Linked DNA regions of Mus musculus: regions 1 and 2 are each linked to region 3. Evidence: chromatin loops called from intact Hi-C (ENCODE). Cell type or tissue: heart. All regions are shown on one strand. Links, peaks and the distances in the headings refer to the core of each region. The heading gives the core; the rest is flanking DNA.

The links. Peaks named below come from ENCODE experiments on the same cell type or tissue, not always from the same donor. Only the 100,000 strongest peaks of a DNase experiment are listed, where the experiment ranks them.
Region 1: a loop joins it to region 3, with 4 times the contacts of the local background. A loop is called at or near these places in 1 of 42 quality-filtered maps.
Region 2: it touches region 3 in a loop (2.7-fold over the local background); 1 of 42 quality-filtered maps calls a loop at or near these places.

What each region holds. Positions count from the first base shown.
Region 1 is chr5:33,652,940-33,662,769 of GRCm38, reverse strand. Tmem129 (transmembrane protein 129) reads left to right here and starts at 4,793. Exons shown (of 4, transcript NM_026698.3): 1 at 4,793-5,147; 2 at 6,973-7,447; 3 at 7,898-8,057; 4 at 8,156-9,554. The coding sequence starts at 4,943. The coding sequence ends at 8,404. It overlaps Tacc3 (transforming, acidic coiled-coil containing protein 3), which reads right to left and starts at 4,642. Exons shown (of 15, transcript NM_001040435.3): 1 at 4,043-4,642; 2 at 1,386-1,548; 3 at 1,125-1,249. The coding sequence starts at 1,547. In heart, for the core only: a CTCF peak has its summit at 4,201; DNase peaks (open chromatin) are centred at 3,172, 4,329, 4,749 and 8,169; H3K4me3 peaks cover 3,340 bases; H3K27ac peaks cover 2,565 bases.
Region 2 is chr5:34,165,770-34,175,587 of GRCm38, reverse strand. Poln (DNA polymerase N) reads left to right here and starts at 6,062. Exons shown (of 25, transcript NM_181857.4): 1 at 6,062-6,198. It overlaps Haus3 (HAUS augmin-like complex, subunit 3), which reads left to right and starts at 6,164. Exons shown (of 5, transcript NM_146159.1): 1 at 6,164-6,198; 2 at 7,145-8,183; 3 at 9,233-9,672. The coding sequence starts at 7,275. In heart, for the core only: a CTCF peak has its summit at 5,778; DNase peaks (open chromatin) are centred at 4,627 and 5,997; H3K4me3 peaks cover 2,169 bases; H3K27ac peaks cover 1,621 bases.
Region 3 is chr5:34,365,265-34,375,094 of GRCm38, reverse strand. It overlaps Fam193a (family with sequence homology 193, member A), which reads right to left and starts at 5,162. Exons shown (of 21, transcript NM_001243123.1): 1 at 4,668-5,162. The coding sequence starts at 4,889. In heart, for the core only: no CTCF peak of the experiment used is centred there; DNase peaks (open chromatin) are centred at 4,574 and 5,344; H3K4me3 peaks cover 2,795 bases; H3K27ac peaks cover 1,849 bases.

The DNA of each region.
Region 1 (9,830 bases), core at 569-8,568, 710 kb after region 3:
AGGATGGAACTCAAGCCCTCACGTTTGTATAGCCAACAGTACCAAAGGAGCCATCTCCCAAGCCCTGACTCATCATTCATATGATAATTTCTGTTTATGAGTCTATCTGCTCTCTCCAAGTTTTGAGCACAGGAAGCCAAATGCTAATTTTTGTTTGTTTGTTTTGTTTTATTTGGTTTTTTGAGACAGGGTTTCTCTGTATAGCTCTGGCTATATAGAGAACTCATTTTGTAGACCAGGCTGGCCTCGAACTCAGAAATCCGCCTGCCTCTGTCTCCCGAGTGCTGGGATTAAAGGTGTCCACCACCACTTGGTGCCAAACGCTAATCTTAAGCAGAAGGGAGAGATAAGCAAACTCAATAGGAAGGAAACTATAGGTAATCTTGTCTGGAAATAAGATCTAATCATTCTATCAAGTCATAGAAATAAAGAATAGGTGGTAGGCACTGTGGGTTGTCCTGGTGCTGTTTATATTCTGATGGTAATTCTGCTTCCTCAAGAGGGGCTGCCCTCGACAAGCAGCCCATTATGTACTCAGGTGATTTCATGTGAACCGTCTCCCATTTTAACTAGTCAATAAAGGCTAGAGCCTGCGACTGGACAATGGAGGGGAAAGATGGGACTGGAGGTTTGAAAGTGGGGATAGGGTGAGAGAGGGAGGGAGGGAGGGAGGGGGGAGAGAGAGAGAGAGAGAGAGAGAGAGAGAGAAGAGAGAAGAGGAGAGGATGAGAGGGGAAGGAGAAAAGATGGAACAGGAGGAGGAAGAAGCCATGTTGGGCCAGGAGGAACTGTAAGTAACAAGGGATCTTATAGCTGGAGAAGAAGTTTGTATAGTGTTAGATCTGCCCAATCTAGGCTTACAGCTTACAATGATAATAACTGGATTGGGTAGTTTTTATATGGGCTTTGGGGTTAGGTAGGAACATAGCAAAAGAGTAAAGGATGGAATTAAAACAGTTCAACTAGCTGATGATTAACTCTCAACTGACAACCGTGCCAGATACTACACTTAAGGACAGTGATCAAGAGAAGAAAGTCTAGATAGGACAGGACTGGAAGATTTTGCAACAACCCTCAGAGAGGACAGACAGTACTGAAGAACAGTGAAAGGCATCCACACTTACTTTTCTTTCTGTAAGAAGACACAGTGGTCATTTTGTAATCCAAAAGGAGCCTCACGCTTATTGGTCATGTTAGGACTTAAGATCCTGTGTGTCTGTGGATCCCGAGGTGGTGTCTGGAACGTCACCTAGTGAAAGTCGAGGAGAGTGCATATGCTCCATGATACACGCCCTCACAAGCAAGCCAACCTGCTACAGTGCAAGGCTCTCAGAAAGCCAGTCCCAGAGTACCTGAGGAGCATACACAGTACAGTCCGCACTTACATTTGTGGCCTTAGCCTGGCTCTGGGGTGGTACATTTTCTTTCTGTGACAGACAAAGAACAGATGATCTGCCGGTAAGTTCTGGTGGCAAAAACTGGAAATCACGGCACTGTGAACTCTTTTCATTGGGCACGTTTTCGTCATTTAAGACATGCAGACTCATTCTGGGAAAACAGTATGTTTTAGTCACTAGGAAGTCAATGATGCTGCAGCGTATGTACAGAAATGCCCCGTGAGCATAGCAGGGAGATGTTCTATTTCTGGACAGGTAGAGCTAGTACCCTTTACAGGTATACTTAATACTTCAAGTAGGTGTCATCTTCCAGAGAAAGCCTCAGAGTCCCTTGTATTGCATCAAGGATACTGCTACTTCCTGAGCCAACTGCTAAAAGGGTTCAGGCAGAGAAGGAAAGAGAACCAGGTGTTCAAAATGACTCCCATTAATGTATTACACTGTAAGACAAGAGTTAGGGGATATAATTTTGGTTTGAAGAGAACCAAAGTAATAGGGTGGTAGTGGAGCACACCTTTAATCCCAGCACTTGGGAGGCAGAGGCATGGGACCATGGATTCTTGTGGGTGAAACCTTGGGGGCTCTGGTTGAGGAGTAAGGAGAGGTACTGGGGAGGGAGGTCATCAAGAGAAGCTATTGCTGACTCTGCTCTAGGAGCCTTGAGGAAATGAGGGAGAGGGACAGAACCAGAGGTTCCCTTAGCAAAAGAGAGGTAGACTAGGTTGCTCAGCAAGGTACACAGGTCATAAAGTAGAGAAAACAAATCAAGAGCAATGTTTAGGATTTTTTTCCCAGAAAGCATGAGGAAAGGGCACTGAAATGGATGTGGAATTTACAAGCATAGGCCTCTGGGCTGTACAGCCTCAGGTGAAGTCTTTCAGGCAAGAAAGCAGAACAATCGGTTCAGCTTTTGCTTCGGATGGGATGAGGGTTGGAGGTGTGTGTGAAGGGGAGGTCAAAGGTTGACAGGAGGTGTTTTCTTCAATTGTTCTCCACCTTGTTAGACTAACTGACCCAGGAGCTCACCAATTCAGCAAGACAATCTGGCCAGGGAGCTCCAGGGATCCTCCAGTCTGCCTTCCCAGTGCTAGGATTACAAATGGGTGCAGCCACACCACACAATTTAGGTGGGTGCTGAGGATCTGACGTCAAGTCCTCATGCTCATTTGTCAAGCACAATACTGTCTGAGCCATGTCCCCAGCTCCTGGAGGGAGTTCCTGGAGACAAAAATTGACAAGCCAGATTTGGGTTCTGTCTTAGTCAGGGTTTCTATTCCTGCACAAACATCATGACCAAGAAGCAAGTTGGGGAGGAAAGGGTTTATTCGGCTTACACTTTCATACTGCTGTTCATCACCAAGGAAGTCAGGACTGGAACTCAAGCAGGTCAGAAAGCAGGAGCTGATGCAGAGGCCATGGTGCAACAGCAGCAACAAAACTTCCCTATGTTCCCTGCCCCACCTCTAGTCACTCCTGCACCAAGAAGACATCAGAACCTGTACTGGCTAGTTTTGTGTCAACTTGACACAGCTGGAGTTATCACAGACAAAGGAGCTTCAGTTGAGGAAATACCTCCATGAGATCCAACTGTAAGGCATTTTCTCAATTAGTGATCAAGGGGGAAAGGGGGAAAGTGTTCATTACTGGCTTGCTTCCCCTGGCTTGCTCAGCCTGCTCTCTTATAGAACCCAAGACTACCAGCCCAGAGATGGTCCCACCCACAAGGGGCCTTTCCTCTTGTTCTGATGTCTTCATGGTGCAGGAGTGACTAGGGGTGGGGCAGGGAACATAGGAAGTTTTGTTGCTGCTGCTGCACCTGTCCTTCTGAGAACAAGTATGGGGTCAAATCACCTATGGGAGATGATAAAGCTCAAGTTGACTGATGGTCTCTGAGGTGAAGTTTGAAGGTTGAAGGAGAAAGAAACATCTCCCACCTCGAACAGTGCATGGACAGAAGTGTACAATCAAGCGATCATGACTGGAAATATGCATTGCTGAACCAAATTGTATAGGTATAGGCATGAGGTCATTCTGGTAGCTAAAGTTGAGGAAAAAGGCCTTAGCCTTAAAGGACTCTGTTCAGAGAAGGATGCAATAGAGAAGGGAAACTTATCAGGACCATCTGGAGTTGGAAAGAAAGCGTTTCCAAGAGAAGCCATTTATTTTGAAGTTGTGGTCAGGCTGTACGGAAGGAGGACTTAGAGGCACAGACCCAGGAACAAGAAATATCCCTGGGTTCAGGAAGACAGACGACAGACAGAATAGTTTCGCAGAAAAGATGGAGTAAGAGACTTGGGGCGACGGATGTCCCTGGCTCTGAGACGCGATTCTCCTACACGACACGCTCGACCAGAACAGGAACCAGCACGGCCTCTTTGGAGGCCATCAACTGGGTCAGACCGAGATCACTGGCAGGCCGGCCTGCAAAGCCCAGCCCACGGGCAGGTTCCTGTCCTGCCTAGGAGGCTAGGTGCATCCCCTGAGTTTAGAACAGAGGAGGCTGGAGTGAGGGGTGGGTCCTCAACAAAGGGAGAGAGCGAAGCTGCGGAAGACAGGAACGGTAACTCAGCTCGCAGGAATCAAGTTCCGTGGGGCTGATCCCCACCCTGCGCCCGAGGGAAATAAAAAATCGCCGTTTCCCTTACCTGACTACGGTTGCCAAGCCCTGGGCCCGCGCGGACGCCCACCGCAAGGGAGGAGCGCCGTGCCCGCTTCGCGCTAAGAAAACGGAGCAGGAGAAACCCAGCCGAAGGAACCCCAACAAGGTCCGCTCTCGCAGTCCCGGAACGTCGTCCGCTACGCCCGCCCCAGATTCAAATACCGAAAGTTGGCGTTCCACAGCCAATCAGCGCGTTGGAGAAGAGGCTTCCGTAGAGCCACCTGTGGCCAATTGCAAGCCATACTGGTCCCGCCCTTCTTGCGCAGGGAGTTCCGCTTCCGGGACTGAGGGCACAGTGGGAGCGTTGGGGCGTATGGGAACTGTGGTCTAGCATCGGGGGCCGAGAGGGCTTGTTGGTAGCCAGTGACTGTGAGAGCCATCATGGCCCAGAAAATCTCATGGTCGGCCGCGAATGCGGTTGGAAACCAGTTCGCCCTGGCTCGGTTTTTCTCAGCTGTTAAATGGACCCAGTTGCAGTGTCTCCTCCGAGCTGTTTGTAAGGGAGAAGTTGAACCCTTACGGGGGGTGTCTGGGCGGCTCACAGCTTGTGGGTCAGCGTAGGGTCCGAGAACTCCCCACTCAGAATGCCGGGGGCGGCCTCGCGAGACTCTGACTCCCAGGGTGCCCTTCGGGTCAACCCAACAGGGAAATTGTCTCCCACAGTGCCCCGCGGGCAGCCTGAGGAGGGGACTCCATTTCCTAGAATGCTTTGCGGGTGCCTGGACAGGAGGCGCTCAGATTCGCAGGATGCCCCGCCAGTAGCCGGACTTGGACTCCGTTTCCCAGAGTGCCCCGCGGGCGATCTGACGGCGGTGGCTGCGGCAACAAACCAACTGTCCAGAACTGGACTCTCCTGCCTCTGCACGGCCCAGTGAGCGGTGGCGGGATGGACAGCCCTGAGGTGACCTTCACGTTGGCCTACCTGGTCTTCGCAGTGTGCTTCGTGTTCACGCCCAACGAGTTCTACTCGGCCGGGCTCACAGTGCAGAATCTGTTGTCGGGCTGGCTGGGCAGCGAGGACGCCGCCTTCGTACCTTACCACCTTCGCCGCACTTCCGCCACACTACTGTGTCACTCACTGCTGCCGTTAGGTGAGCCTCCTGTGTGCCGGCCGGTGGTTGGCGCTTAACCGGGCGCTTGGAGACTCCAAGGGTGAGGAACTGGAGCAGAAGCCGGTCAAGATCATGAACAAGCAAGCGGGATCTCTGCAGCCCTGGCTGTGAGCTGAGCGCTCTAGAGCACCATACGCTCTTCCAGTTGGGAGGCGGCGGCCCTGGCGCTGTCCTGCGAGTGGTGCTCGGGTGGGGCTAAGCTCCAGTCTTTGACATCACTGCGGCTGGAGTGCAGAATCGTTCAGCCTGCTTGCTATGTTGGACGATTTCTATAGGAAAGAGCTCCTGTTGATTTCATTACAACAGGGGTTGGAGAGATCCCAGGGGAAGGTGGGTGTAAGAAGAGCAGGCAGAGATGAAGACGGTCAAGGTTGGGAATGTTAATGGAGCGTTTCCTTTGCCGGGCTAGGTCTATGGCCCTGTCCAAGGCCATGGTATGTGGTGCCCCAAGTGCTAGTGGGACCTCGGAGAGGCCCATCTGTTGGCTGATTGGAGGAAAGGTTGGGGAAACTGCTGGAATATAGCAGTGATTGAAGTCTGGGATCCAGATGAAGGAGACCTTTGGAAGCTACAGGGACAGGGAAAGATAGATCTGGGAGAACACATGTCTGCTTGTCTGTCATACTTGCAGCTCTGGGCACAGGAATGATTGGTGTGAAGCAGCTGCTTAGGCTCCAGAGAGGCAGAGGCAGGTGTGGTAATAGAAACACTCAGATCTGTTTTGAGAAGAAGGAGGGTGGAGAGGACTCCTTTGGAGAACTGGAGATGGAGTTGGCATGGTCATGTAGTTTGGTTTGGAGACCTAGTTAGTACACTGCAAGGCATATCAAGAGTGTGGGGCTCTAAGGCAGGACTCCTGACCAAGGGCTGTCCAGTGGGCACTCCCATACCAGAACAAGGAACCCAAAGTTAATAAGCACAAGTCACTCAGGGAGGTCATATTGAGAGCAGACAGACGGTGGAGCTGTCTTCTGTTGCTACATAACAAGTTATTTTAACATGTAGTGAATTGGCTAGAAGTAAACAGTTACTATTGTTTTTTGCAGATTGGAGCCTGCTCAAACAGTACCTTACCATCTGCAGATCATTTTGATGTTCAAGTTGCTCCCTGTTGGGTTAACAGGGCTCTGAAACTGGTTTCTCTGTTCTAGCAAGGTGCCCTATCACTGGGTACTTGCTCATTTTCTTGTTCAGTGTCCCAGCTTTGAGATGGGCTATGTTGGCTCTGCCTCCTCAGAGGAGGCAAAATTGAGATACCAAGATACAGCCCAAAGAACTGTCTCAAGTAGGCCAGTGGTCAGTTTATGTAAAGTCGTTTCCTTTTGGTTTTCTAGGAAATTTTTGTTTATTTGTTTGTTTTTCTTTGTGTATCCATGGCTGTCCCAGAACTAGATCAGTAGATGAGGCTGGCCTCAGATCCACCTGCCTCTGCCTCCTGAGTGCTGGGATAGAAAGCATGAATCACCACTAACCAGCAGCTTTGATTTTATTTGATTTCTACTTGGCTTTGTCTGTGAAGTTATAGTAGTAAATTGCAAATACTTTCCTCTAATATGAGGTACCATTGCTCTGGCTAAGAGCTGAGGCAGGCCTGCTGTGGAGGTGAAGGGGTAAAAGCAACGTGTCCTGGGAGCTAATCATGCCCTAGGTTACCAAGACAAGGCTCAGGGCTGGCAACAGAAAGGAAATAGCTCTTCCCTTCCCCAAGCACAGGGAGAGCGCTGTGGTGTTCAGATGGGTTACCATGGGAGGAGGAGAGCCCCCAGCATCCAGGTCTTCCCCTGAGATGTCTTTTCTTCTGCAGGCTACTACATGGGCATGTGCTTTGCAGCCTCAGAAAAGCAGCTCTACTCCCCAGGTCAGGCCCCAGAAGCCTGGCAACTCTTCCTTCTCCTGGCTGTGACCCTTCCCCTTCTCTCCTGTACCCTGATCTACTACTGGTCCTGGGATAGGTGGACCCGACACCCACTGGCCCAAACCCTGGCCCTCTATGCCCTTCCACAGTCTGGTTGGCAGGCTGTCGCTTCTTCCATCAACACAGAGTTCCGACGGATTGACAAGTTTGCTACAGGGGCACCTGGTGCCCGAGTGATTGTGACAGACACATGGGTAATGAAGGTGACCACATACCGTGTACATGTGGCTCAGCAACAGGATGTTCACTTGACTGTGACAGAGTCACGGCAGCATGATCTCTCGCCAGACTCAAACCTACCTGTGCAGCTTCTTACTATACGTGTGGCAAGCACCAGCCCTGGCACACAGCCCTTTGATATTCGGTAAGTACATGGTGGTTGTGGATCATGTACTTCTTAGGAGGTGTTAAAGGTAGAGGAAGACTAAGGCACTGCTGGGGCCTATATGACATTGGTCAATTGACCCCTTTAGTGTCATCCTCCTTCAAGTTTGGTTTTTTTTTTTTTTTTTTTTTTGCCTTCTGCTTTCTTTTTGTCGCTCTTTCTGCTCTGTCATTGAGCTGTCCCTATACCTTCTTGTGATGGCCTAGGAATGTAGTTTGGTGGCACTTTAGCTCCAGACTCTTCCTGTCCATCCTGCTGGGGATTCGTGACCAGTGACTCTGGATTTTGCCTTCACATCCATCTTTAGTAGCTATGCCTTCACCGAGGTGGCTTGTTTTTCCTGGCCCTGCCCGCTTTTGGTTCTGAATGACTTTAGGTTGTGGACCCAAGGGCAGATGGTCTCAGTTCATCAAGCCATGGTTCTTGCAGGCTGAATTCATCAGAATATGGCGAACTATGTGAGAAGCTCCACGCCCCAATCCGAAGTGCAGCCAATGTGGTCATCCGCCAGAGCCTGGGGGACCTCTTCCTAGAAACATTTGCTTCCCATGTGGAGGTCAACCCAGCCTATTCAGTACCCAGCAACCAGGTGGGGGCTGGCCCGGGTGGGAGAGTGGGTGGAACTCCTCCCAGGACCATCCTGTAGGCCTTTCTGTAACCCCTTTTCTTTCAACTGCCTCTCGGTAGGAGCTGGAGCCCTGTATAGGCTGCATGCAAACACGGGCCAGCGTGAAGTTGGTGAAGACCTGTCAGGAGCCAGCGGTCGGCGAGTGCCAGCAGTGTTACTGCCGACCCATGTGGTGTCTCACTTGCATGGGCAAGTGGTTTGCCAGCCGCCAGGATCCCCAGCGCCCTGACACTTGGCTAGCCAGCCGTGTGCCCTGCCCCACTTGCCGTGCCCGCTTCTGCATCCTGGATGTGTGCTGTGTACGCTGAGCATCACAGTATGTTCTGTGTCTCCACTAGCCACTTCTGGGGAGTGCCTGAAGCTCTTTGACTTTGACAAGAGGTTCTAGTTAAAGCACACACTTAATCTACAGCCACTCTCTACCTTGAGTCTATCTATGGTCAGTTGAAGAGTTTTAGAAGAAATTCTCATGGAAATGCCCTATCCCTGGACCTTCAGCCTCTTCTCTTCCAGTTTACCTCCAGGTGGGGCTGATATGCCACATAGGATGCTCCAAAGCCCCAAGACATTGGAGTTTGGCTCAAGAGCCTTTATTTGGCCTGTTTGCCTTAATTCTATTACATAGCATACCTGTATTTCAGTTAAAAACCAGACCCTATGGTGTTGGGTAGACACTGACAGTTGAGAGGGTCACCAGGGTGCCACTCTAGTGTGAAGTCCTCTTCTAGGGTATCCTGGTGACTGTGGCTAGCCAAGGGGCCACTTCTTGGTAGGAAGGTATGACAGAGTACTTTCCCAAGTTCCTCACGAGGGTTGCATATGCTTTAGAGGGTCCACAATGCTTTTGTTGTCTTGTCCTGCTTCTCTAGTCCAGGGGAGACCAAAAGCTCATACTCCTAACCCTAGGAAAGGGTTTTAGGGAGCCAAGGACCAGAGAGCCACAGGACTATCCAGAAAGAAACCCATCAGGGGTGTAGCACAGGGTTAGCCAAGCCCCTGTGGGGTGCTTGGATCAGGAGAGGATACCTCAGTGGTTAAGGTTCTGATGGACGCACATATACATAGATGTACTCACTTATCTATGGTACAGATGGGTGGGGAAGAGGTTGCTCTTTACTCTCCATCTCTGACACAAAGTGTAGCTGCTAGAGGGATGACCTCTCCTTCAACTTGTCCTGAAGCACTTACATTTAGTTGTTGAAAGCAGTAGTAGCAGACCAAGCTAGCCCCTTATCCAGCCAACACTGCACCTAACCCCAGGGATTTGCTACCAGAGCAAACTCAGTTCTGCCTGTCCCTGAAGTATGACCAGGAGACAGCCAGTTTCAAGGGCTGTCTGCCTAGCAGAGGCCAAGTGGTTTGAAGTTATTTTTAACCACAGAAGAGTTAATTTTATACAAATAAATGTAAATGTAGTTAAATGATACAGTATTTAATAAAGTGTTCCTTTTCAAGTGATGTACTTCATTTTGTTTAACCTGGTAGTAAAACCAAACTTTTGCAGTATTTTACATAGTGGCTGCAGGATGTTGGGAAAGTCAGATGAATATAGTCACAGATCAGAAAGTCGTATAAGAAACCAGTGTCAGTGCTTGGTACGTTCAGAAGGACAAGCCCTTAGATGGCTCCACATAGTTACCACCATCCCACCCTCTCACGCTGCTCTGGGCCAGATCCACTCTTAAGGGAAGGGTCATGATTGCCCACATAGGACAGGTGGGATCTGCAGGGGCC
Region 2 (9,818 bases), core at 1,819-9,818, 200 kb after region 3:
GTAGGTGCCCCCCTCACTGCTTTCCGACAGGTAGCCCCTCCCAGCAGCTGCAGCCTCCTGGGAGGGACATATGCATGCCTTTGTGGCTCCCGAGGCTGATTCCTGTATCCTGCAGGGCTATAACCTGGCCTCCAGTGGTGCCTCCATGGTAACTGGCAGAGTGGCTGTGCCTGAAAGTTCCGGGACAGCAGGCCTGCTAGCATAGAGCCTGGAGTGTCAGCCATGGGCAGCTTATAAATACACAGTTCTGGAAGTAGTACAGGCCTGTCCAGGAGGCTTCTGTTGGCCTTTCAATACTAGAAGACTTTGTTTCTAGGGGCACCACACAGCAATATTTGGGTAGTGGCCACGGGCTGGCCCACAGCAGCACCTGCCACCTCCTCTGGTGCATTCGTAAACAATTTCCAAACTGTGGGGAAATTCTTGTTTATCTTCAGTCATGCCAATGAGCATCCTAGGGTGAGAGGCCTACTGATAGGCAGAATGAGGTTCCCGGAGACAGCTCTGGCATAGAACCTGCTCTGTGGGCACTCAGAATGACAGGTGGACAGCAGGCCTGGGTAGGTGTCTCCAGGAAAGATCGTCAACATCCTAGTAAGCTGGTTCTGTCAACATTTTCTGCCCATCTGGGCACTTCAGTGTCTGCCCAAGCACCTCCCCAGCACACCTACCCTTAGCACAGGACTTTGTTTAAAGGACCCACAACTCCAGGGCTCCTGATGTGCCCTGAATTCTTAGATTATCAACTCCCTGCTCCATCTCCAGCACCTGAGCTTCTGCTTCCACCCCTGACAGCAGAGCCCATTCCTGGTGACCAGATTGGCCCCCTTGGCTGAATTTTGTGGCAGCTCAGCCCTTTGCCTTTTCAGGCTATGGATCCCATGTAGCCTGGGAGTTGGCCTCCTCAGTCACCCAGGGGTGCTAGCCAGCTGCCCCTTCCGCTAGCAGGCCTGTGAGGGGTGATCTATAGGCATGGGGGCTGGTGCTAAGAGTTACATATCTATTACTCCTTCTCCTGCTCTCTACCATTTGCACAGTATGGCCATTACTGGTAGCCACAGATTCAGCCAAGGCTATTGTGTGTCTGTGGAAAGAAAGCTGGACCAAAATAGCTGCTGCTATGTCCTCCACCTGCACCTGTCCATGTGAGCCATGCGGTGTGCCATAACAGAGTCTGGAACTCCAGGCTCAGGCTTGGGCCTCTCTACTAGGAGGTGGTCCAGATGTACCAGACCCACCATCCTGCTGCAGGCCCAGCTGGTCTAGCAGGAGAGGACACAGAGGTTTTGTCTCTAGACGGCCCCTAGGCCTGCCTCTGTATTTCTCACCTGCAGGTGCTTGAGCTTGCCTTTCTAGGCAGATGGAGTTGTGCACCAAACTGTGGCTGGACAGTTCCTACCTTTCTGTGTGCCCCAAGCCTTCCCTGCCTCTGGTGGGTCAGTTAGCCTCTCACCCCTTGTGCCTGCACAGAGGGTCTTGATCCCAGGCTAGCAAGCAAGTTCTCAGGCCTCTAAACTAGGGCACTAGGGCAGGTTCCGTGCCAGAGTCAGGGGCTACACAAGGGGCCTGGTGCCAGTGCGGTGGGCGAGTTATGAGACCTGAGCTGCAGACTGGAATGGGACCCCATCCCACCTGTCAAACAGATGGGGCTGTGCTGTGTCATTCTGTCATTGTAATATAAATACAGATTTTTATACCTCATTTTTCTGGTTTCTAGTTATTTCTATCTGCTCTGCTCTGCTCCTTTCTCTCTAGCTTCAGCTAGAGGGACGGACTCACGGGAGCCAGGGCCATCCTGGCCCTTGGGAAGCAACCTTCACGTCCACAACCTCCATTCCTGGGAAGCTGAGCAGCTCTGTGTAAAGGCTTGGGTGGAAGTACCATACAGCCTACTCTAAGCCAGGTGTTCTTGTTGGACTCCGACATTGTAGGCCCAAAGATAGCTCAGTCCTTAAGGGTGCTATGCTGGCCAGATGCCCTCTGCAGAGAAGTTGCTGGGTCTCCAGATTACACCTCAAGGACTCCTCCAGTCTATCCCAGCATCCTTAGGCTGACTCAGGCCTAGCTTCTGCCTTCGAGACCTACACTGCTGAGGTGGAAACGTGGGCAGCTGTGCTTCGGTGCTAGCATGGGGATTTAGGGTTCTGACTTGCCCTCAGAGCAGCTGTGAGGTGGTTAGAACACACACTGGAGAGAAAACAGGATAGTGTTGCTGACATTCCACTGCCTACAGGGAGGCTCCAGCCCATTAGCAGGAATCCTGGTTCTGGTTCTTGGAGGACTCGGTGTCCTCCCAGACAGATGAGTACACTGAGGCTTGTCCTTCAAGGACTTGCCACCTTGAATACCACAAAAGGTGTGGATCAGGACTTCCAGAGAGGATGGTGTTACCTCACTGAACCCTCTGAAGAGCCCATTGGAGATGGCCTAGTGGTACCTGCTAAAAAGTTTTAATGTGGAACCATGAAACCAGGGGAGGGATTCGTCCTCCCGGCAGACAACAACCAGCCTGGACTCTTAAAATGTGTATCCCTGCCTTCCCTGCCTCCTGTTAGAAACGGGGTAAGGGATGGGCAGCCTTAGAGGAGGCTGAAGTTAACTCAGAGAAAAAGGAGTTTTCTGATGTGAACACAATTAGAACCTCAGACTTGATATGACTTAGGTGTTGATATCAATGTGAACACTTAAATTCCAAATACTATGTTTTTTAGTCTTACCTGCTACTACTTCTTGTTGGAAGCAGTGGGTGCCAGGGATCTGTGCTAAGCACTTTGCATAATTAGCACCTACTTCAGTCTTGCAGGGTCCATCTCATGGTTAGGAAACTCAAAGCTCAGATATGGTATGCCTTTCGTAGTTTTTCTGACCCGACTCTAGTTCTTATACACACACACACACACACACACACACACACACACACACACACACACACACACACCAGCCTATCTCTCTGTTACATACACACCACCAGCCTCTCTGTTCCTCCATGTTTGCCCCCACCTGAGATCCCTGCATGAATCCTAACCCTTGCTAGAGTGGTTCCAAGATGGCCCTTCAGCTCCTCATCCTCTTCCTCCCCAGAGTTAAACTCAGATGCCTGCTGGCTCCTGGCCTTCACCTCAACTCAGCCTACCTTCTACTCAACCCTTTGTCCTTACCAGCTCATTTTGGATCTCATGGTTAGTTCGAGCCCAGCCTCTTCTGCAGGTGGTCCCTGAGTACTTTGTTCCTATTCCTCTTTTGTCCCTTTGTCGACTTTTGCTGGGATGATGGCTGTATAAATTAGAGGCTGGACTAATCTGGACTAATTGCTAGTGGGACATTTTATGTCCTCTTTTCCTAATCTTTAGCCAGAAAGTTAGAGGACAGGAGCTCTGGATTGTTCCAGAGTTAGGCCACTGGCCTGGGAAGCAAGCTGTAGGGAAGGATGGGCTCTCATCCCAGTTCCTCCTCAACTGACCAACCTCTCAGGCAACCTGAGGTCCTGGACTCCTCAGACCCCTAAACTCTGCAGGCCGCCTGATACCGGCTTCCATCTCCAAAGACCCCTGTCTACCCACCACTATGGTGACCCCTTCCTAGTTTTGTAGACCTAAATACTTCTGAGTTTGGTACTGAGTTTTTACCTTCACCACAGGAGTGTAAATACAATCAAGAGCAAATATCCCTGACCCCAACTCCATGGTCTTAAGAAAAGTCAACTTTCTTCTGGAAGAACAAGACCGATAGGAGGAAGCTGCCAGACCACATCTCACTGGCTGACGGCCCCCAGTGTTCTGCCAGCTCCTGGGCTCCCTTGCCTTTTCCGAATTGTCCAGTGCCAGCTTTCTCAAACCTTTTGTGACTTTTTTTTTTTTTTTTTTTTTTTTTGGTAGAATCAAGCTAACACATGTCTGAGGCTGTTGCTCCCTCCTCCATGTTGTCTGGAGAACAGATCTCTTCACTTCCGTTAAACTGCATCCAAAAACAACCTTCAACAGCACAGTTGTATACAAAGTTTTAAAACTGTCTGTAAATATACTGTATAAAACATAAAATAATTTTTAATATTGATGACAGGAGAGTAAGGCCAACAGAAAAGACTCAGGTCCTGCATTTTGGTTTGTTTCGCCCATTACATTCTCACAGGCTTGCTTAGGACCGATTAGCTCCTCGGTTCCCGTTACCTTTTGACCCCACTAAAACCACAACTGAGTTTGAGTAGAAGAAAGCAAGCTTGTCTTGGAAATAAGTTTAACATACTTGCCTTCTTAAGTTTCTAATCCAGTCCCAAGAAAACTTTCCAGTTCTGTATAATTGACCCCATTGTGTTTGCTGTTTGTACTCAGGGGGCTGATCCTGTTCTAATCTTTATGTTTTCATGGCTTCTTATGGCCTCGCAAACACTTCTCAAACAAGGAGCGGTGGTCAGCAATTCAAGAGAGCGAGCTGGGGGCCAGGAGTCACTAAGAACAGTGGGTTTTCTAGAAGGTCTCATGGGTCCCAGGCTGTGCCTGGGGGGAACCTCAGCCTGCAAAGTAGCCCTTTGTCTTTCTGGCATCTTTAATTCCATCTCCTCCGAGCTCTTCCGCACAGTCTATAAATATCCTCCAGTTCCTCCCACTTTAAAACAAAACAACACCAAAAATCCTCTCAGCCTTGCATTCCCACCCCCTCATCTTGTGTCATTTGGCTCTTTTTCTCTCAGTCTTTGCCGCCTCAGCAAAATTTCCCAAAAGTACTGCCTGCACTTCCTCTGGCCAAAACCCACTCAACGCCAGCTCCCTGCTGAGCCCCTACCTCCAGTTTGGCATCTGGGGTCCTCTTGGGCCAGTCCCCTGATGTCCTAACCACATTAGGCACCATTCTAAGAACTTTTCCCCTGTACTGTTTGTTTTTATTTACTTTCCGGTTTTATTGACCTTCAAAAGGAGGATAAAAGTTAAATAAGAATTAATAGGAAATGTCTTCAACTCAAATTTAAATGATCTGCTTAGAACATTAGTTTTTCTCTCTTTGAAAACATGAATATCTGGGCATGGTGATTCATACCTGTGGCCCCAGCACTTGGAGATGCTAAAGTAGGATCTTGAGTTGAAGCCCAGCCTGGGTAGAGAAGCAAATCCTTGTCTCACAAAACAAATAAGCCCAGGGAAAAAGATCCAGAAAGAATTCTACCTAGTAGCAACTAGACTAGACCCTTGTCTGATACATCACCCTATTTATGATTAGAAGAGGGGAATACTATTTTTTTAATGATCAAAGCCCAGATCTTGTGAATTTATATATCATCTTACAAGAGAGTGGTTAAGTTGCAAATGCTGTCTGATAGAAAAAAATGAACAGATTATGACCCATACAGACAAGTTGTTACCAATGCCAACTGTAACTCCAAAGATCAGTTTTCTGGGACCATAGGACATTAACTAGGCTTGCATCTGAGTTCAGCATTCTGTCTTTCATTGAATGACGGCGGGCATCCTCAGAATGTCTGTACTTCTGAGTTAAATGCATTCTAAAACTGATGTATTTTACACCTTGACATTTTGAAGATGGGATCTTGGAGGGAGTCAGCTTTTGCTTGGAAGTCATCGAGGCCTTGGGAGTTAAGTGATTTTTGTTAAATAACCATTGTAAAAGATTCTATAGCCAACAATCCTACCCTGCAAGAGACCTGATAGGGTCCCAGCTGCTTGTTATTAGCACCAACGCTGGATCACCCTACCAGTGGTGGTGGTAAGAGCTGTTGGGGGAAGAAGGGGTCTGTTCGGCCTCAAACTTCCGGTCCCCTAGTGGTGTCACAGACCGCAAGCCATTCTTAGGACAGGAGGCCTAACTGAACTAGAGGGCCAAATGGCCAAGGCAACAAAGCAGCCGGAAGAGACCCAGACTCCAACTCCCGAGCGGGGGCGGGGTGGGGCGGAGCGAGGGCAGAGCCTATAGTGAGAAAACCAATCCTCTTGAGCCTAGCGGGAAGGACGGCGGGCCAGAGGCGGGGCTAAGGGGCGGTGCGTCCGTCAGGAAAGCCAATCACTTTACCCCGGCTCGTTGAAGGGGGTTGGTCTGCGGGTCCTCCTTCGCTTTCTCCGGGATACCTCGCCGCCTGCGCTGACTTTACGGATGTTGTAATCTGCGCGTGCGCGTCCTGGCACTCCCGTGAGGCACTGCGGCGCGCGCGGTTGGAGGCTGGCAGAGAGCAGTGACTGCGGCTTTCCTGAGGTAAGGGTCTTGTAAGTTCGGGGTTGGCGGGGCCGCCGCTACCCTCCTACAGCCTGCTTGAGGCATCGATAGAGGTCGCTGGGCCCAGGCGCGGGGTGTGCGGGGAGGCTGAGGCTTTGTGCCAGAGGTGGGGGCGGAGGTACGTGGCCGGTCATCCGGCTGGGGTTGGTAGCTTTATTTTTCGGATACTGCGGATAAAACCCAAGGCCTCAATCATACGAGGCAAACGTTAAACCGGAAATACACACTTATCTGTTACCCAGCTTTTAAAAACAGCAATTTGGTACTTTTGTGGGCGTGTTTTATTAGAGCTCTTAAGTGTCATAACTGGATACTCAGAAACAAACCAAAACCAACCCAGAGAGTTTGCTACCAGAGTGTCAAATACATCGTGATTTTAAGACCTGCCATTGTCACTGACCTAAGTTTGGTTCAAGTCGTGGTTCATTGTGTTCTATTCGAAATAAAACTTCTTACTTGATGATTGATGGGTACTTTGAAACTTGTCAATTTGTCCTGGTTTTCTCTGCGTTAGACTGGTTATATCTATAGATTGAGTCCTTTGAGACTGATGGAACGCTGATTGAAGTAAATATTTAGTTGATTCTTCCTTAGAAAGGTAGGCATATTTCTTTTTCCTAACTAGAAACTACAGGGGAAACAGCTATTTTACAAAATGTAATTTATTTTAAGTAATTTCATCATTGGGAAAAAAAATCAGTTTTTTTTTATTGTTATATCTTCATTAATTAGATTCTTCATTACTGTTGTAGTGTCCTAAGCAACACCCTGATTGCTTCTGTTTTGCTTTGTCTTTGTCAGATATTGCACGTGCATCTGCTTTTAACTTAAGTAGTCTCCTGATGTCATCTGATAAAATGATCTGTATATTTAAAATTCATTTGCCTTGTTCATGGTCTAATACTTGTGTTCTTTCCCCCACTAGGAAAACACATTATAGATTGTATTTTTTTTCCTTCTTCTATGGACTTAGCGTAAATATGTTTTTTTCTGTTTGAACTTAGTTTAAAAAAATAGATTCATATCAAATATTTAAAAACAGGAGTAGTTAAACCATGAGTTGTGGAAATGAGTTTGTGGAAACATTGAAAAAAATTGGTTATCCCAAAGCTGATATTCTTAATGGAGAAGATTTTGACTGGCTCTTTGAGGATGTTGAAGATGAGTCATTCTTGAAATGGTTTTGTGGGAATGTGAATGAACAGAATGTATTGTCTGAAAAAGAATTGGAAGCCTTCAGCGATCTCCAGCGATCAGGCAAGCCTATCCTAGAAGGAACAGCATTGGATGAAGTTCTTAGGACCTGTAAAACTTTTGATTTGAAGACATGCAAACTGGATGACAAAGAGATACAGATATTAGAGGATGAGGTTCAAACTCTGCAGAAATTAAATAACTCAAAAATTCAGCGACGGAATAAATACCAGTTAATGGTTTCTGAAACTAGCTACAGGTTTCTGGCATTAAATGCTAAACAAGAGGAGGCCACTAAGAAGCTGAAACAGAAGCAAGGATTCCTAAATTCTGTGAATACTAAGCTCAGTAATGAACTTCAGGGTCTTACTGAGGAAGTTAATAATTTGATGATATTCTTCAGAAATTCTAATTTAAGTGAAAGAACAAATCCAATGGTGTTTTTATCTCAGTTTCCCTTGGGAAAATACATAAGCCAAGAAGAGCAGAGCACAGCAGCATTAACCTTATACACAAAAAAGCAATTCTTTCAGGGCATGCACGAAGTAGTTGAAAGTTCAAATGAAGACAATTTTCAACTTTTAGATATACAAACACCGTCTATTTGTGATAATGAAGAAATCCTTAGGGAGCGACGACTGGAGATGGCTAGACTGCAGATGGCATGTATTTGTGTCCAGAAACAGATCATATACTTGAAAACAAGTAATTTGAGCATGAAGTCGAGTATAAAATGGGCGGAAGAGAATCTTAATAGACTAACCAATGAGGTAAGCATAAGAAATAAGACTGAATTCATATTGTAATTGTTAGGAATATAGAGTTTAATATTGCTGCTAATTTAGAAAAGGGGGGAAATCTAATTTTAATTTTATAGAAAATTATATTAGTATAGCATATTAATATAATTTATTAATTATGTAATATAATTAATGTAATTTTATAGTACATATTTGCAGTATGTATTTCATACAAATATATTATTAATCATATTACTAGAATTTAGTAATTTTATCCTCAGTAATATTACTGAGCAAATTTTGGACAAAAATAACCTTACTTTGCATTATGAATCTGAAAATTGTGTCATTTCAATTACAGATTAAACTGGGGTTTCTGTTTTTTGGTATAAACCAAGGAAACTACTTGCTTAACTATGGATATTCTGCCTTGTTTCCTCTGACAAGAAGATAGTATTAATGAAGTCCAGGATTCAGTGGAGTGACTTTCTCATTACTTGTTGAGAATATGTAGATATATTGCAGTTGTTCATCTGCACTCTCTAGAAGCTTGCTTTCTTGATAATATAGGCAGTAGATAGTTGAATAAAAATGTAGAGGTTTCTGAACCAATACTTGTATTAAATTAGTTACTACAACAGAAACATTTTGAAATAACAAGTCTGGTAAATCTGTGTGCTATAATCAGCTCATGGACTAAGAAAATACTATATAATTTTAAGAAAATTAAAATATTCATTTGTTATAATGAGTAGTATACTTATTAAAGTTATGATAACGATGAGATCTTCTAGTTTGTTAGCCATTATTGTTTGTTTGTATGTATGTATGTATGTGTGTGTGTGTGTGTATATATATATATATATATATATATATAGTGTACTGAAATTCAGTAGTTCATGCTGGCCTTTCTCTTGACTTAGTCCTTATTTTCCTTTAAAGTTAGTTTTGGCTTATACCAATAAGTTAGTTTTTATTCATTGCATATATTATCTGACCATCTAAAACAAACAATGAAAATAGTTAGAAAATAAAAGTTTAAACCTACATTTTAAAATGTTACTGCTTTCTTTGTGTAGGTTATTGATAAAGAAAATTTGGATGCAGAAATTTCTAGCTTAAACAGTGAGATTCTAAAACTTGAAGAACAAATCACTCATATAAAAGACAAAGTTTTGCCTGCTGTGGTAAAAGAATATGCTCAGCTATTGAACATGCCAGTTGTAAAGGGCGATTTTGAACTGCAGATTGCTAAACAAGATTATTATACGGCAAGACAAGAGTTAGTGTTAAATGAGTTGATAAAACAGAAGGCATCTTTTGAGCTTGTCCAGTTATCATATGAGATTGAGTTGAGAAAACATTGGGATACATATCGGCAACTAGAGAGTTTGGTTCAACAACTCAGTCAAAGAAACACGGTGCTCTGCCAGCACTTGGCAGTGTTATCAGACATACCAGCATCTGAGCAGTTAACCTCAAGGACTCCCATCGACACCAAAGATCATTCCACTCATAGGTATGTATGTCATTGCTTCCTTAGCATTTTTTTCTTTTATTTTTGTGAAATACTAGAGAGTTGGAACAGAAATTTTAAAGGTTTAAAAATTACTTGTATTCAGATTTGGCCTTTCTGCTTTTCTTTTTTCTTTTATCCTTTAAGTT
Region 3 (9,830 bases), core at 571-8,570:
GCACCCCCTTAAGCCCAACACTCTGACGGCACAGGCAGGCAGATCTTTAAGCTCAAGGCTAACCTGGACTACAAAGCAAATTCCAGGACAGCCAGGACTACATAATGAGACTTTGTTCTTTCTTAAGTAACAGTGAGTGTCAAGAATAAAGAGTGGGGGAGAGTACAATTGTACAGGGATAACAGGAGTATGTTTCTGATTAATGAAACTGTCCTGTACCTTGACTGACACAGTAACCTCAAGAGACTCACATGCGTTAAAATCAGAGTAATGAGGTTGGAGGCAGAACTGAGCAATAGGTAGTAAGCATGCACAAGGCCCCAAGGTCAATCCTTAGGATCACAAAGCTGGGCACAGTGGTATACTATTACAGTTCTAAGTTCTCAGAGAGGCTAAAGTGAATGATCACTTGAATTCAGGAGTTTGAGACCAACCCAAGCAACAACACAACATCTGTTTCCCAAGACAAAACATAATTTTGCTATACATTAACTTTTTAAAAAATATTTATTTATTTATTACATGTAAGTACACAGTAGCTATCTTCAGACCCTCCAGAAGAGGGCTCCAGATCTCGTTATGGATGGTTGTGAGCCATCATGTGGTTGCTGGGATTTGAACTCAGGACCTTCGGAAGAGCAGTCAATGCTCTTAACTGCTGAGCCATTTCTCCAGCCCCCTATACATTAACTTTTAATAAGCCTACAGCAGCATCACTTAGAAAAACTGATCAGTTGAACCTCAAGTCACATATCTACATACTCAGCAATTCTATTCCCAGAAACATGCCCAATTCAAACAGTGCCCATGCACATCAAAAGGCACAAGCAGAAATGTAAGCTCATTCACATCAGCCTTAAAGCATCTCAATGTCCATCCACATTACATCAGACAGACTGAGGAATTTTCACAGTGTAAAGTGTACATCCTATATAGAACAACAGCAAAAAGCAATCTTACCCTGGAGTCATCACAAATGAAAAGCTGAGCCAAAGCACTGAGGCACAAAACAACCCTTTTTGTATAAAACTCACAAACAAGTGGAAGATATAGCCAAGACAGGTATCACACCTTGAAGTGAATGATGAAGGAGCACAGGGCACTGGAACACTCATGTCATGAAGCACTCTAAAAACCTGCCACAACAGGGCTCTCTGTGATGGCACTTTTTCTAAAGCCTGGATTGTAGTTAATGTAAGCTAAGTTAAACTAGTAATCCTTTAAAGCACCTCAAGTTCTAGATTTTTTTTCAAGCTACTTCCTCAGATCACAAAGCAATGTGAACTACAAGTGTGCCTTCACCTACTACAAAGACCCAAATGAACACCAGACCCTGAATACCCTCTAAGATCAAGAGGCACTTGCATGATGGCCTTAGCCCATTGTTATCTACACTCCTAGTATCAGGATAAAAGGGGATTCATTATTACAAATGCCTATAGTCAGTGACAGGGTTTTTTGGGGGCTTTTTTGTTTTGTTTTGTTTTTTTCCGAGACAGAGTTTCTCTGTGTAGCCCTGGCTGTCCTGGAACTCACTTTGTAGACCAGGCTGGCCTCGAACTCAGAAATCCGCCTGCCTCTGCCTCCTGAGTGCTGGGATTAAAGGCGTGTGCCACCACGCCCAGCTCCAGTGACAGGTTTCTGACTTTAACTTTCAGTTTGAAAACTCCTTTTGACCCCTACCTTAAATGGCATCCTTTTATAAATCTCACACATCATTACAAAAATAACCTTAAATCCCCATTCCAGCCCTGTGTGAATATGTCACATGTAATCTGATATTCCAACAACTAATAACACAGGTCGATTTCCATAATAGAAGGAACCTGGGTTTTGTAAGTATATATGACTAAATGTTAGATAATTATTTTGAAAATACAATTCTCATTATGTAGATAATGTTTGTTTCTGTACCTAATATCAAAATATGTAAGTGCCAAAGGGTGGTAGAAAAACCCTTCACTAGTTTATTTACAAAACAGAAAAACGCTGTTAGTTGTCTCAGGCTTTAATGCCATTCACTTTCTTGGTCCATGAATAACGCTCACTGCAGATTTCAAATTTTGAAAGCTTGAAGCATGTGGGAAAAGGAAAGAATAAGCTTCAGAATGCCCACCATAGTCTTTGTGGACAAGACTTTCCTATGTAAATCCATATGCACACAATATTTTACAAAAACAGCTCTGTGCTATAAACACCTATAATCCTTTCCACTTTAATGTATCATGAACATTATGAAAATCATCTTAAAATAGAAATGCAAAATAATTAGATTTACTCTTGATATGCTTCACCTAACTGTTCACTGAGTGAGTAGTCTAACCATTGCACAAGCTCAAGTCCAAGACCTGAGTCCAAATTTCCCCATTTCACAATTAGAATAAAAAACAAAACAACAACAAAAACATTAGCCCTATTATCTAGAAGCAGAACCCCTAAAAAGACCAGCTCAGCATCCTGAAACACAATGGCCACAATCATACATCACTTACAGACTGCCACTAAACACTGCTTGCAATCTTCCCTACATTTATTTGTTTAATCTTAAGCCTAGGATCTGAGTGCCCAACAAGGAGTACAGGTCTGACACCAAGCACAAAGGAACCTCAGAAACTTAAATCTGTGCAACCTGCACCCTGAGCCTTGGACACCAGAGTTTACTTCTGGACCAACAATTTCACAAGAAGTTACCCATACCCACATTTCCACTAACTAGCTCAGGAGCCACCTCAAATAAGATAGTATAACCTACAGTTCTGTGCCCAGCACTAAGAGCAATGTGGGACTCCCTACTAAGGATAAGGACAGTCCTTCCTGTCCTTTCTTAGTCACCTTCTGGTTTGGTGACCTAGAGAGAGTAGAGGAAGCTCAAGACTTCTCTCTGGGAAGTACAGGTCCAACAGTTACCTGACATTGTTATGCATACCTGTGCTGTGCCATATAAGGCACCCAAAGAGCTTACCATTTTGTATGGAAACTGGATTTTCAGAGTTCTGTGGAGCTGGGTATGATGGTGATGCTTTTAATCCAAGCAATAGGGAGACAGAGGCAGGCAGACCTCTGTTGAATTCCAGGTCAGCCTGCTCTACATAATGAGTTCTAGGACAGCCAAAACAGAGAAAGACCCATTCTCAAATCAAATCAAAACAAAAAAGATCTCTGGGGTTACAAGGATATTTTTAGTTCTACTGCTATGAAGACTTGTTTTGTATATGAGGAAAACACAAAAAGATGTTTAAACTAAACACACCTTAACTTTAAAATACAATAAAAGCAATGTTTTTACATGATGTATGTCTAAATTCAATAACGCACAGAGAAATGTGTGAACAAGTATTTTATTAAGGAAATGAAGTAGAACAGCAAAGACCAGAAAAGACTGGGAATCCTTTTATGAAACTTTTTTGTGTATGATTGTTTTTAATGGTGGGTGATGGCCCAAACTCTTGATGCATAATAGTTCAACACAAACAATTCTGTCAAAATTATGCATAATCTGAGTTTGAAGAGCTACAAAAAGCAAGTTATTTCAGGTAATTCTATGTTATGTTGCAATTACTCAATCCTACCTAGCACGAGGTATGAGGAGTAAGGCTCCTTGTTAGCAGCTGGTCTTCACTGTACATACAGAAATGGATGTACTTCACTTCCAGCTCCAGCAACCACTATTACCCTTTCTATAAAGCTTTCGAACAGGCCAACCTCCCACCTTCCCCTTCCAGCAAAAGCAAAGGCGACCCACAAAGTCCCAAAATGAAAAATCACAACCTCATTTTAAACTAGAGCTGTCCAGAGTCAAGAAAAAGGCCAAACTCTGGAAACTCAAACCCAAGGACAAACCCCAGATGCTAAACAAATGTAACAATACTCCGCGAAGAAAGCTCCCAAAGTTGCACCAAAACTGCAGAGAACACCGGGAACAAATAAGGAAAACTTAAGTATTTATCCATTACTGTACTTTCTTGCAACAACATGAGCATCAAAACCCATGCCCATCCCCAACAATTTTCTCAACTGCTCTCAATACATACTGTGCCAACACAATATTCCGAATCTCATTAAAAAAAAAAAAAATCTGCCTCATGACTTGGCACACAAATACCCCTTAAAGCTTTGGTTTCTTCACTGTGGATGTCTTTTTAAAAGAAGATAACTTGTTTTAGCAACCTTACAAGAACGCAACTTGAGAGAAACCCATAATCATTCGGTGGCCAATCCAATCTATAGAACCGATTATGCCAACTGCATCCCACGTACCAGCACTATCTTCTGAAACAGAATAAAAGAGACAGCGGTCCATCCACAGCATGCCTGCGTAAGTAAACCTGAAAAAATAGTTACCCCAACCCTTGCGACTATCCTCAGCTGACACTCCTGAGGAAAGAGACCCCGGCGGCTCCCGAGAGCTTACAGCAGCAGGCACAGAGGGCAAGACAGCCGCGCCCGTGGTGCGCCAGGCGGTACCCAGAAACTTCTAGGGGGCACTTTTCAAGGCCACAGTCGGTGTGCCTCGGGGGTCCCGCCGGCGCCGCCCTCCCTCCGCCGCGCTCGCGCCCGGGAGGAGCTGTCAGCTAGGCAGGCGCCGGCCCGTTATCCGCCGGCCGCGCCCGCCCGGCCGCTCGTGAGGGGGCGGCGGCCGCTCCCGCCCGCGGACCCCTGCTGCTTACCTCGAAGTAGCCTCCGGCGGCACCGCCCGCACCCGCGCCCAGAGGCCCGTGGGCCGCCGCGCCGCCCAGCAGGCCCGCCGCGCCGGGGCCCGGGGCCTGGGGGCCGCGCAGGGCCGCCGCCGAGCCGGCCTTGCCGCCCGAGCCGCCGCCACCCGAGCCACCGCCGCCGCCGCGCTTGTTCTTCCGGCGCTTGGCTCCGCGCTTAGCGTCGGCCGGGCTCATGGCGGGAGTGAGGGACGGAGGACGGCGGGCGGGGAAGGGGCGCGGGCGGGCGCCGGGCCGCGGGCGGCGGCGGCAGCGGCGGGCAGGCGGAGGCGGCGGCGGGCGCTGCGGCCGGCCGGGCGGGGGGCGCGGCGCGGGGTCTCCTCCCGGGCTGGGAGGGCGGGGCGGACGGGATCTGAGGGGCAGCTGCTGGCGAGAGCGACGCGAGTCCACCGGGCCCGGTGCCGCCGCTGACCAGAGTTAAGAGTCCAATATGGCGGACACAAGGGGAAAGGGATCCCAGTTTACGTCGGGGGAGGGGGGAAGCAGCGGCAGGGGGAGGGGCGCGGGCGGCCGCCCCCCGCACTCCGCCCTCCCGGGCGGCGCGCCCCTGGCCTGGGACCCCGCCCCCGACGCCACGCGCGAGGCATGCCGGGAGCTGTAGTTCCAGCCGCCCGCGGCTCCGCCCGGGCGTGTGGGGCGGGACCACGACTCCCGTAGGGCCACGCGCAGTTAGTCGTGCGGGGAGAGGGTGTGCCTAGGGTGACGTCCGGCGCCGCGTGGCCCTGTGGAATCTGTAGTCCGCGCACGGACGGAGCTGGAGGCGGGCGGGGTCCAAGAGGGTCTCGCAGTTCCAACTCTGGCGGTCTCTCAGTTCCTTTAGTACAGCCTCCTGCCAAAGACCCAAGCTCTTGCCCTGCTCGTAGTGGGCCCTGCTGACTTTGGCCCAGTCCAGGTTCGAGCGTGCCCCTTTCACCTGTCGCTGTGTGACCTTGGCCTATGCCAGGGCCAGTGGAAAGAGGGCCGGCATCCGCCGACTGGTAATTCACTGCATCTGCGCTGACAAGGCCTGCAGTAAGCAGGAGCCTGCCTCACTCCTTCCTCGCTTCTCTTTAAAGTCTCCATACTTAAAGGAGCGCTTCCTCAGGCCATCGCCCATGCTATTCATCACTTTCCATTCACCACATACCAGGAGGACTTTAGTTCAGGACAGAAGTCTGGACCACTACCTAGAAACCTTGTTCCTTGGCGCCCTGCTTATCGCCTATAGGTACAAGGACCCAAACCAAAGGTTTCCCGCAGTTCATACCTATTTTTGATTCCATCAGTGGAACCAAGTGCTATCTGTTGAGATTAGCATTGCGACATACAGACATGCGCTCCTGAACCATCTCCTATTACCTCCTAGTTAGTCATTCTGGCCCAATTCAGCAATTCTGACCCATTTTTCACCCCAAACCTGAGCAGCCCAATGTGATGAACCCCGTTTCAATGACTAACTTCCCAATAGAATGAAGGTCCCTCACCCAAACAGGTCTTGGATAGCTCTGATATTAAAGTGTAGTAGGATGCCAGGCTAAATCTCCCTCAGTACTCCATAGGTGGGCAGTGTCAGGACCGCCCCTTCCCTCCATTTCATCTAAGGAGTCCAGTTGAATGCCTCCCTACTTCCATAACCACTTTGCTTTCTTCTGTTCTTGGCACATTGGCATGGAGTTGAAATTTTTAAGTGTCATTAGTATCCTAGAGGGCACAGGATATAGAAGTGCTTGCCTCCACCATAATCCCAACCCCTTGCAGGCACAGGGCTGGGCATGCAGCACTCCAGTAATTGCTAGGTGAATGAATGACCATTTGTCCAGCAGTGCAGTCATTCTCTGTCAAATCTCCATTCACACATACACTCTCCTGAGAGGTGCTATTAGTCATAGTCTATGGATAAGAAACAGGTTTATAGGTGCTAAGGATGTTGCCCAAAGCCACTCTAGTTTTCAGAGGCAAGGCCCAGATTCTAGCTCAGGTATAACTTTGGGCACCAACATAAGTGTATGTACAAAGACACTTTGTTTCTAGAGCAAATGAATTCACAGAATCTCTAAGCTTCTATAAGGAGGCCGAAGAGGGTTTTTTTTGTTGTTGTTGTTTTTGGTTTGGTGTTTGTTTTGTTTGCTTGGTTGGGTGAGTTTTTGGTTTGGTTTTTCGGTTTTGCTTTTGTTTCAGTTTTTCAGACAGCATCTCACTGTATATTTCTGGCTGGCTTTGAACTTGATATGTAGACTATACTACTCAGAGATCCTCCTGCCTCTCAGCCTTCCATGTTCTGGGACTAAAAGTGTGTGCCACCACCAGCTTCGTTTTATTCTAACCACCTGGGAGAGCCATGGAAGGCTTTTAAGCAGGGAATGCCATGGAGATGCATACTTCGTTTTATATATTTTAATTAAATTTGAATAAGTGCTTGCTTGCCTGTATGTATATGTACCACATGTATACCTGAAGCCAACAGAAGGCAGAATATCATATACATAATATATAGTGTTTTATTATGTAATATATATGTTTATATTATATATTATACTTAAAATATGATTTATATGTGTAATATATAATAATACATATATGTGTGTGTGTGTGTAAAATGGCACATGCTTTTTATCCCAGTAGTCAAGAGGCTGAGGTAGGCAGATCTCTGTGAGTTTGAGACCACGCAGATCTACAGAGTAAATTCCAGGACAACCAAAGACAGAAACCCTGTCTCCAGAAAAAAAATAAAAAATTAAGATTTTAAAAATGGGAGATAGCCGGGCGGTGGTGGCACACGCCTTTAATCCCAGCACTTGGGAGGCAGAGGCAGGCAGATTTCTGAGTTCAAGGCCAGCCTGGTCTACAGAGTGAGTTCCAGGACAGTCAGGGCTACAGAGAAACCCTGTCTCAAAAAACCAAAAAAAAAAAAAAAAAAAAAAGGGAGATAAATCAACGTAAACACCATAACTATCAAATATGCCAGTAGGCAAGCATGCTGTCACTGAGCTACACTACAGACTGCAAATGCCCAGGTATGACCCAGAAAGGAAAGTTCTATGGCACACAGTTGGGGAAAAAAGGATGCAGTGCCATAGAAGCATAGTCTACCTAACGGAAGCTCCACCTGCCCATGATTTCAAGATGCTCAGGGACTCCTAACCAAGATAAAAATGAGAACAAAAGCAAACCTACACTGAAATCAATCTTAAGCAACCTTACACAAAAACATCAAAGATCTCTGACATCTTTCCAGTGAAGCTAACTAGCCAGCAAACTAGAGTTATTAAAAAACAAATCTAGAGAGTGGTCTTTAAAATGTTTCAACAAGTTATGTTGAGACAATTTAACTACCTTAGAAGTCCTGGTCCTCCTGCCTCAGCTTCTGTAATTCTAGGATTAGGTATAGAAGTTGAGGTATGTTCATCTCTTTTCACATGGTTTCTGGAGCTTCTGTTTTATGCTTTTAGCATTTGTCTGTTCAGATTCACCATCTTTAAAGTATTCAAGAGCCACTCAAGGCTTATAAGTATCATACTCAGGAATCTCTTATTTTTAAATCTCGCTTTGAGACAGAATGTTACTGTGTCACCTAAATTGGCCTTAAACTCATGTTCCAATTGTCTTAGCCTCTGGGGTGCTTACGTTATAGACATATGTCACTGTACCTGGTTGTATCTGGTTTCTTTAAAGAAAAATAAAGTCTTGCTGGGCGGTGGTGGTACACGCCTTTAATCCCAGCACTTGGGAGGCAGAGGCAGGCGGATTTCTGAGTTCGAGGCCAGCCTGGTCTACAGAGTGAGTTCCAGGACAGCCAGGGCTACACAGAAAACCTGTCTCAAAAAAAAAAAAAAAAAAAAAAATTAACAGCTCTGGCTCTCCTGGAACTCATTTTGTAGTCCATGTTAGCCTCAAACTCACAGAGATCTACCTGACCTCTTTCTCAGTGCTGAGATTAAGGGTATATGTCACCATCACCATGCTACAAATCCTTAAATAGTATTGGGTTTTGAGTTAAAGCCCAGAGTGGTCTAGAAATTGCAGTCATTTTATGCTGGGGGTTACAGGACCATCATGCTTAGCTATTTGGCTTCCTTAAAAAAATACTTAGTCATGTGTTTGTGTGTATGTGGTTGTATTGCCTGCATGTATGTCTATGAACAATGTGTATGCCCATGGAGGCAAGAGGAGGACATGGATTTCCTGGGACTGCCATTACAGTTGTGACACACCATGTGGGTACTGCAAATTAAGCCCAGGTCCTCTGCAAGAGGAATGTCTTTGTTACTTTTTTTTTTTTTTAGATTTATTTATTTTTATTATATATAAGTACACTGTAGCTATCTTCAGACACTCCAGAAGAGGGAGTCAGATCTCATTATGGATGGTTGTGAGCCACCATGTGGTTGCTGGGATTTGAACTTCAGACCTTCGGAAGAGCAGTCGGGTGCTCTTACCCACTGAGCCATCTCACCAGCCCCTTTGTTACTTTTCTACTGCCCAGACATAACACCACGCATGACCAAAGGTTCTTATTTGAAAAAAAAAAAAAAAAAGAACAAACCAAACACACAAAAGAACAAAACAAAAATGTTTAATTTGGAACTTCAGTTGCAGAGAGGTAGTGTAGGTGTAGATTTTCAAAACCTGCTTTAATAAGGGTTCTTATACACTTTAATTTCCCTTCTAGCCCACCAACCAAAGGTAGGGGAGAAAGATGGTTAGTAGGATAAGGGGGATGTAGACCTGTTTAGAGGTAGTTCTTTGGGAAAATTCCAGTCTTCCTGGTCAGGATACCAGCAGTCCAGTCCAAACCTTCAAGCACAATCGAACATGAGTCCTCTCAGGCTTGGCAGCAAGTGCAGTTACCCACTAACCCAGTTTGACATGGTTTTAGATTTCGTCAAAATATATTCTATCTTTATATAACTTACTATGTTTTTTTAAATTTTTATGTGTATGGAAGTTTTGCCTCCATGTATTTCTGTGCACCATCACAGAAGCCAGAAGAGGGCATCAGATCCTCTCAAACAGGAGTTGCGGTTGTGAGCTACGAGTGGTGTTGAACTTGAACCCTGGTTGTTGGGGTGCACTGTGTGATGGCTGTCTTTGTATTCAATTGTTAATTCTGTACCAGCAGAGCTGAGTACTGCTGGATTT